2 separate regions of the Homo sapiens genome follow, and region 2 is linked to region 1. Evidence: read pairs that join two places in POLR2A ChIA-PET (ENCODE). Cell type or tissue: MCF 10A. All regions are shown on one strand. Each heading gives the region's core, and the rest is flanking DNA. Links, peaks and the distances in the headings are about the cores only.

The links. ChIA-PET counts read pairs that join two places held together with the same protein. Peaks named below come from ENCODE experiments on the same cell type or tissue, not always from the same donor. Only the 100,000 strongest peaks of a DNase experiment are listed, where the experiment ranks them.
Region 2: POLR2A ChIA-PET joins it to region 1 with 5 read pairs; 7 of 35 experiments call an interaction of 5 or more read pairs at or near these places.

What each region holds. Positions count from the first base shown.
Region 1 is chr11:63,688,267-63,691,186 of GRCh38, forward strand. The region is part of intron 1 of RTN3 (reticulon 3); the gene reads left to right. Among named protein-coding and RNA genes, the nearest start is that of RTN3, 8.2 kb to the left of the region's middle. In MCF 10A, for the core only: no CTCF peak of the experiment used is centred there; a DNase peak (open chromatin) is centred at 1,185.
Region 2 is chr11:63,629,439-63,632,358 of GRCh38, forward strand. ATL3 (atlastin GTPase 3) reads right to left here. Exons shown (of 13, transcript NM_015459.5): 12 at 1,602-2,033. The region is part of intron 1 of LNCROPM (lncRNA regulator of PLAAT3 mediated phospholipid metabolism); the gene reads left to right. It also overlaps the pseudogene IMMP1LP1. Among named protein-coding and RNA genes, the nearest start is that of LNCROPM, 15 kb to the left of the region's middle. RefSeq lists an enhancer at 1,831-2,920. In MCF 10A, for the core only: no CTCF peak of the experiment used is centred there; no DNase peak of the experiment used is centred there.

The sequences.
Region 1 (2,920 bases), core at 246-2,745:
AGGCGGGAGTGCAGTGGTGCGATCTCAGCTCACTGCAACCTCCATCTCCCAGGTTCATGCCATTCTCCTGCCTCAGCTTCCCAGTAGCTGGGACTACAGGTGCCCACCACCACGCCTGGCTAATTTTTTGTGTTTTTAGTAGAGACAGGGTTTCACCATGTTAGCCAGGATGGTCTTGATCTCCTGACCTCATGATCCGCCAGCCTTGGCTTCCCAAAGTGCTGGGATTACAGGCGTGAGCCACCACGCCCGGCCAAGAAGTTTTTTTTTAATGCTGTTTTTGTTTATTGTCAAATTCACAAGTAATGGAACCACTCTGATCAAATTAAACAACCAATCTACATACATTTAGTAGGTGCACCCTTACCCTAAATTGTCATTTCTAAGGGGTTGTTCATTAAGTGGCTGGTAAGAACCTCAGTGTTTTTATTCTTGGTGTTTTAAAGATGGGCTGAAAATAAAAACCAATATTACTGCTTTTATCAAATTATCCTGTGAGGAAATAATATATTTATCCTGATATAGGAGTTACCTGTCTAGTCCTGTGCATGTTTCAAGCCTTGTAAAATGAAGTTTGGTCATGAAGGAATTGGTGACGTCTGGTTGAAGGGAAAAGGGAAAGTTGAGCTTTCCAATTTTGTTTGAGTCAAGAGTATATTTTGCAGAAAGACACTTCTCTTTACCCATAATCCTAGAATTTACCATTTTTGTAATTCTGAACAGAATTACAAAGGCTTCATTAAGTAAGTAGGTTTTCTAATATAAATGTGCATATTTGTTGTGTGCACTTAGCTTATAGTTTGTGTTAACTTTATTGTTGATGATGAATTTAGCCTCCTAAAGTATACAAACTTGTGAAAAATTCATCAATTTTGTAGTATAACTTTTTCTCTTAATTTAGCTAATACTCTTTGTATTGTTCTAATTTTGGTATATGTGCTGCTGAAGTAAGCACTCATAGTAAAACTTTTTAGACAAAAATTAGCAGGTCGATATTTTGTTCTTATAATTGACTTATTCAGAAGTTGCCCAGAAAACTGACTTAACCTTCTATTCTGTTCATTTATGACAGCTACTAGTTGTAGAGTTATTTTGGATCATAGGGTATGGTGTTGATGTTTTGAAAGAAGTGTGTGTGTTAAATAAGTTTAGCTGTAATCAGTATTGCTTGTGATTGCATCATTGAAGTCTTCTGGGCATCTGTGAGTTTTGTAAGACATGTTACTCTGTGATATTGCAACCTCAGAGAGAATCTCTTTAAATACTGTAACGGGGTTTGCATTTCCATTTTACGTATGGGAGAAGATTATCAGCAAGTGGCCTGCTCTTGTGATTTTTTTTTTTTATTTCAAATAACTATTCTTACCTGTTTTCTCCAATCAACTGATTTATTATCTCCTATAACCATATCATTGTAACCTAACCAGAGAAGACAGTGAGCTTATCAGCAAGTGGCCCACTCTTGTGATTTTTGATTTTTTTTTTTTTATTTCAAAGAACTATTTTTTTGAGACAGAATCCCCCTCTGTTGCTCAGGCTGGAGTGCAGTGGTGGGATCTCTGCTCACTGCAACCTCCGCCCCCCGGGTTCAAGCGATTCTCCTGCCTCAGCCCCCTGAGTAGGTGGGATTGCAGGCTTGTGCCACCATGCCCAGCTAATTTTTGTATTTTTAGTAGAGATGGGGTTTCACCATGTTGGTCAGGCTGGTCCCGAACTCCTGACCTCAAGTGAACTGCCCCCGCCTCGGCCTCCCACAGTGCTGGGATTACAGATGTGAGCCACCACACCCAGTCTCAAAGAACTATTCTTACCTGTTTTCTCCAATCAACTGATTTATTATCTCCTGTAACCATATCATCATAACTTAACCAGAGGGAACGGTGAGCTTTTTGACCTGTTCCTCATTGGTAGCTCGCCCTTCAAGATATATGGAAGGACATTCTGGAAAACCTTTTGTTATGAAAATTGTGTCCTGTTATTTGAACATATTTCAGTGGAGGGCATTGTCTTTATTTTACGTATGAGATAGAAGTACTTGATTTTCACGATATCTTACATTTGTGTACTGCTTTATGATTTAAGTTGTGCCCATATGTTACCTTAATTCAACAACTGAGCATACATGAAGGCTCTTTGCCAGGTGCTGTGGAAGACAGAAAGGTAAATAAAATATAGATCATTCCTCTAGAGGCCATATTCTATAGAGGAAAGACTTGTATTATGTTTATCTGTGAGGTAGACAGGTAGCGATATAACCCCCTTCTTACAGATGGGGACTCAGGCACAGAGAGTTTAATGCCCACGCTTTAAGATTTGAAGCAACATGTAGTAAAAGTGGCTCAGTTACCCTTTTGAATTCAGTGATCAGTTTAATTTAAAAGTCTTAATTTCTGGCTCCACGGTTCTTAAGCCAGGTGCCTTTTTATTTCACTGCTCTACAGAAACTTTCTAGTCAAGTTCACCAGATATTTTCCACATTGTTAAATTCAGTGGTCACTTCATCCTCCTCTTAACATGCTTTCACAACAGCTTTTGACATAATTGATTATTCTCTCCTTGAAATGCTTTTTTAATTTGTCTTCTGTGACACCACATACTCACTCTCACTGGCTTTTCATCCTCTGTCTCCATAAAATTCACCATTTTAAGGTGGGTTTTAGTGTATGCACAAGGTTGTACAGCTATCTCCACTATCTAATTCCAGAACATTTTTATTACCCCAAAGAGAAACCCCATATCTGTTAGCAGTAATTCACCGTTCTTCCCTCCCCTCAATTCTCTGACAACTATTAATCTGCTTTCTGACTCTGTGGATTTCCTTATTCTTGAGATTTAATATTGCTAATTCTTTTTTTTTTTTTTTTTTTTTTTTGAGATGGAGTCTCACTCTGTCACCCAGGGTGGAGTGCAGTGGCACGAT
Region 2 (2,920 bases), core at 175-2,674, 59 kb before region 1:
ATAAAATACAACACAGCAACAAGAAAGTAAGTCCTTAAACTTTCAAAAACCTGTCTCCATCATCGGCATGTTACAGAAAGCAGTTGAATGAAAATGCAGGGATACAGAGAGGCTGTGGCAGCAGCTAACTCCCAAGAGAGCCAGGGGAACATCTGCTCTGTGGCTAGGGTAGGATAGGCAGCTCCTGTGGCTTCACAAGCTGCTAACCCAACTCACCTGTTCATGTTACTCAGAAAAACAAATGTATCATCTCAAAGATCTACAAAACTTGTGACCATGTCAATGTCCAAGAGCTACTGGGTTAGTCAGGTGTGGTGGCACTCGCCTGTAACACCGGCTGCTTGGGAGGCTGAGGTGGGAGGATCACTTGAGCCCAGGAGTTTTAAGTTACAATGAGCTAAGATACCAGCCTGGGTGACAAAGCAAGACCTCGTCTCCAAAAAAAATTTTATAAATAAATAAATAAGCAACCCAATAAATAAATAACCAAGCCACTGGCTTTTGGAAGATTTTTAAATAAAAAAGATACCATCCCTTTCCTAATCCAGTAGGACTCAAAACCGAACATTTTTCGTTAAGTTCATAATTTTTTCAAAGTTCTTGCTTTTCAATGAAGTAAATTAATCTAGAGGGGGTGAGAAGTGAGAATCACATAAAAATTATGTCTGAAGAGCATGTAATTAGAAGTTGCCGACCAGGCGCAATAGCTCATGCCTATAATCCTAGCACTTTGGGAGGCCGAGGTGGGTGGATCACCTGAGGTCAGGAGTTCAAGACCAGCCTAGCTAACATGGCAAAACACTGTCTCTACTAAAAAAAAAAAAAAAAATACAGAAATTAACTGGGCATGGTGTCAGGCACCTATAATCCCAGCTACTCTTGGGAGGCTGAGGCAAGAGAATCACTTGAACCCAGTGGGCAGAGGTTGCAGTGAGCCAAGATCACACCACTTCACTCCAGCCTGGGCAAAAGCGTAAAAATCTGTCTCAAAAAAAAAAAAAAAAAAAAAAGTTGCCAAAGGGGAACACAATCAGTATGTCTAAGTTGGAATGTTTTTGCATTAAAGGGCTATTTTTGGGCTGGGCACGGTGGCTCACACCTGTAATCCCAGCACTTTGGGAGGCCGAGGCAGGCGGACCATGAGGTCAGGAGTTCGAGACCAGCCTGGTCAACATGGTGAAACCCTGTCTCTATTAAAAATACAAAAACTAGCGGGCCGTGGTGGCACACACCTGTAGTCTCAGCTACTTGGGAGGCTGACGCAAGAGAATCACTTGAACCTGGGAGGCGGAGGTTGCAGTGAGCCAAGATCATGCCACTGGACTCCAGCCTGGGCAAGAGAGCACAGCGAGACTTTGTCTCAAAAAAAAAAAAAAAAAGCGGGGCGGGGGCCTTTTTAGACATGGAAACAAAATATTAAGAATAAATATTAATATCCTAAAGGATAATAAAACATACAGTCTATCAGAAAACAACAGCCAACGGAGTGGCCACTGTCTCATGTCTTCACTATGAAATTCTTCCAAACTGAGATATTTTACAACAGAAGCACAAATATCTGCCCATTATCAACCCTCAGGCTCTTCAGCAGCACCACTTACCTGCTCCAACACATATGCGGCACCAAAATCAATAGCTCCGCCCAGCTCACGATATTGACCAGAATACCTGATGTAGCCCCAGGTGAGGAGTGCTATTAACAGTAGTCCAACCATACAGTTGAACAACTGGGCTACAACCTCAAGACCTATGAAGCCAGTGAGGCCTGAGGCTATGTACAAAGCTACAATGCCCGTGAACAGCACTGCAGGGGTTCGGAAGGTGCTGAAGACGTTCTTGCTACCATTGTGCTTGCAGAAGTTCTCATATAATTCCTTGATTTCCTCCTCCAGCTCCTGCTGGTAACGAAAGCTGAAATCCTTCCCACCCATCTTCTTGGTCTTCTTAAAATGGTCCAGAGCAAGTTGTTTGAATTCACAGTGCTTCTCCTCTAGAATGTCTGGAGACAAATAAGGTTTCTCTCCCCCACAAACCTAAAAAGAACAAAGAAACAATATGTTAAAAGATCTCTTCAAAAACAAGTGCCAAATAAAACATGAAAAGATAATGAAAGGATTAGAATGTTTTAAGATGTTAACAATGTATTAATAAGTTAACTTTTAAAAGATGACTAAGACCAATAAAGTCTAGTTTCACTTCCTCTGAAAAGCACACTTAAAAAACCAGGGTGATAATATCAATTGGAAAGAGCAGTGACACTGGGACGGGTGCGGTGGCTCACGCCTGTAATCCCAGCACTTTCGGAGGCCAGGGCGGGCAGATCACTTGAGGTCAGGAGTTTGAAATCAGCCTGGTAAACATGGTGAAACTCCGTCTCTACTAACACAAAAAAAATTAGCCGGGCGTGATGGCAGGCACCTGTAATCCCAGCTACTCAGAAGGCTGAGGCAGGAGAACCGCTTGAACCCGGGAGGCGGAGGTTGCAGTGAGCCGAGATCGCACCACTGCACTCCAGCCTGGGCGACAGAGTGAGACTCCGTCTCTAAAAAACAAAAGCAAACGGTCGACTTCTGCAGGGCCCAGGTGAGAAAGGCCCACCTGTGTCCTGGTTGAGGGTCCTCAGGGTTCTTTGGGACCCGAGGATTCCTGAAATCATGGATCACCCACATACGCTTTGAGACATGCTTTAATTTTTTTTTTCTGGAAGCCCTGCGACTTCCCTAAAAATTAAATGAATTATAGAACAGATCTATGACCAATGGTGGCAGAGTCTACATAGAACTATGCTTCGTGGTGCTCTGGGGAAACCTTCTGACTTGTTGGCTATGCTATTCAGTATGGCTGTATAGCTCACTGTGCTTCTGAATACGTTGGTGGTGTTGTCATGTGTTCTGGACCATCAATGGAGCCTACAATTCAA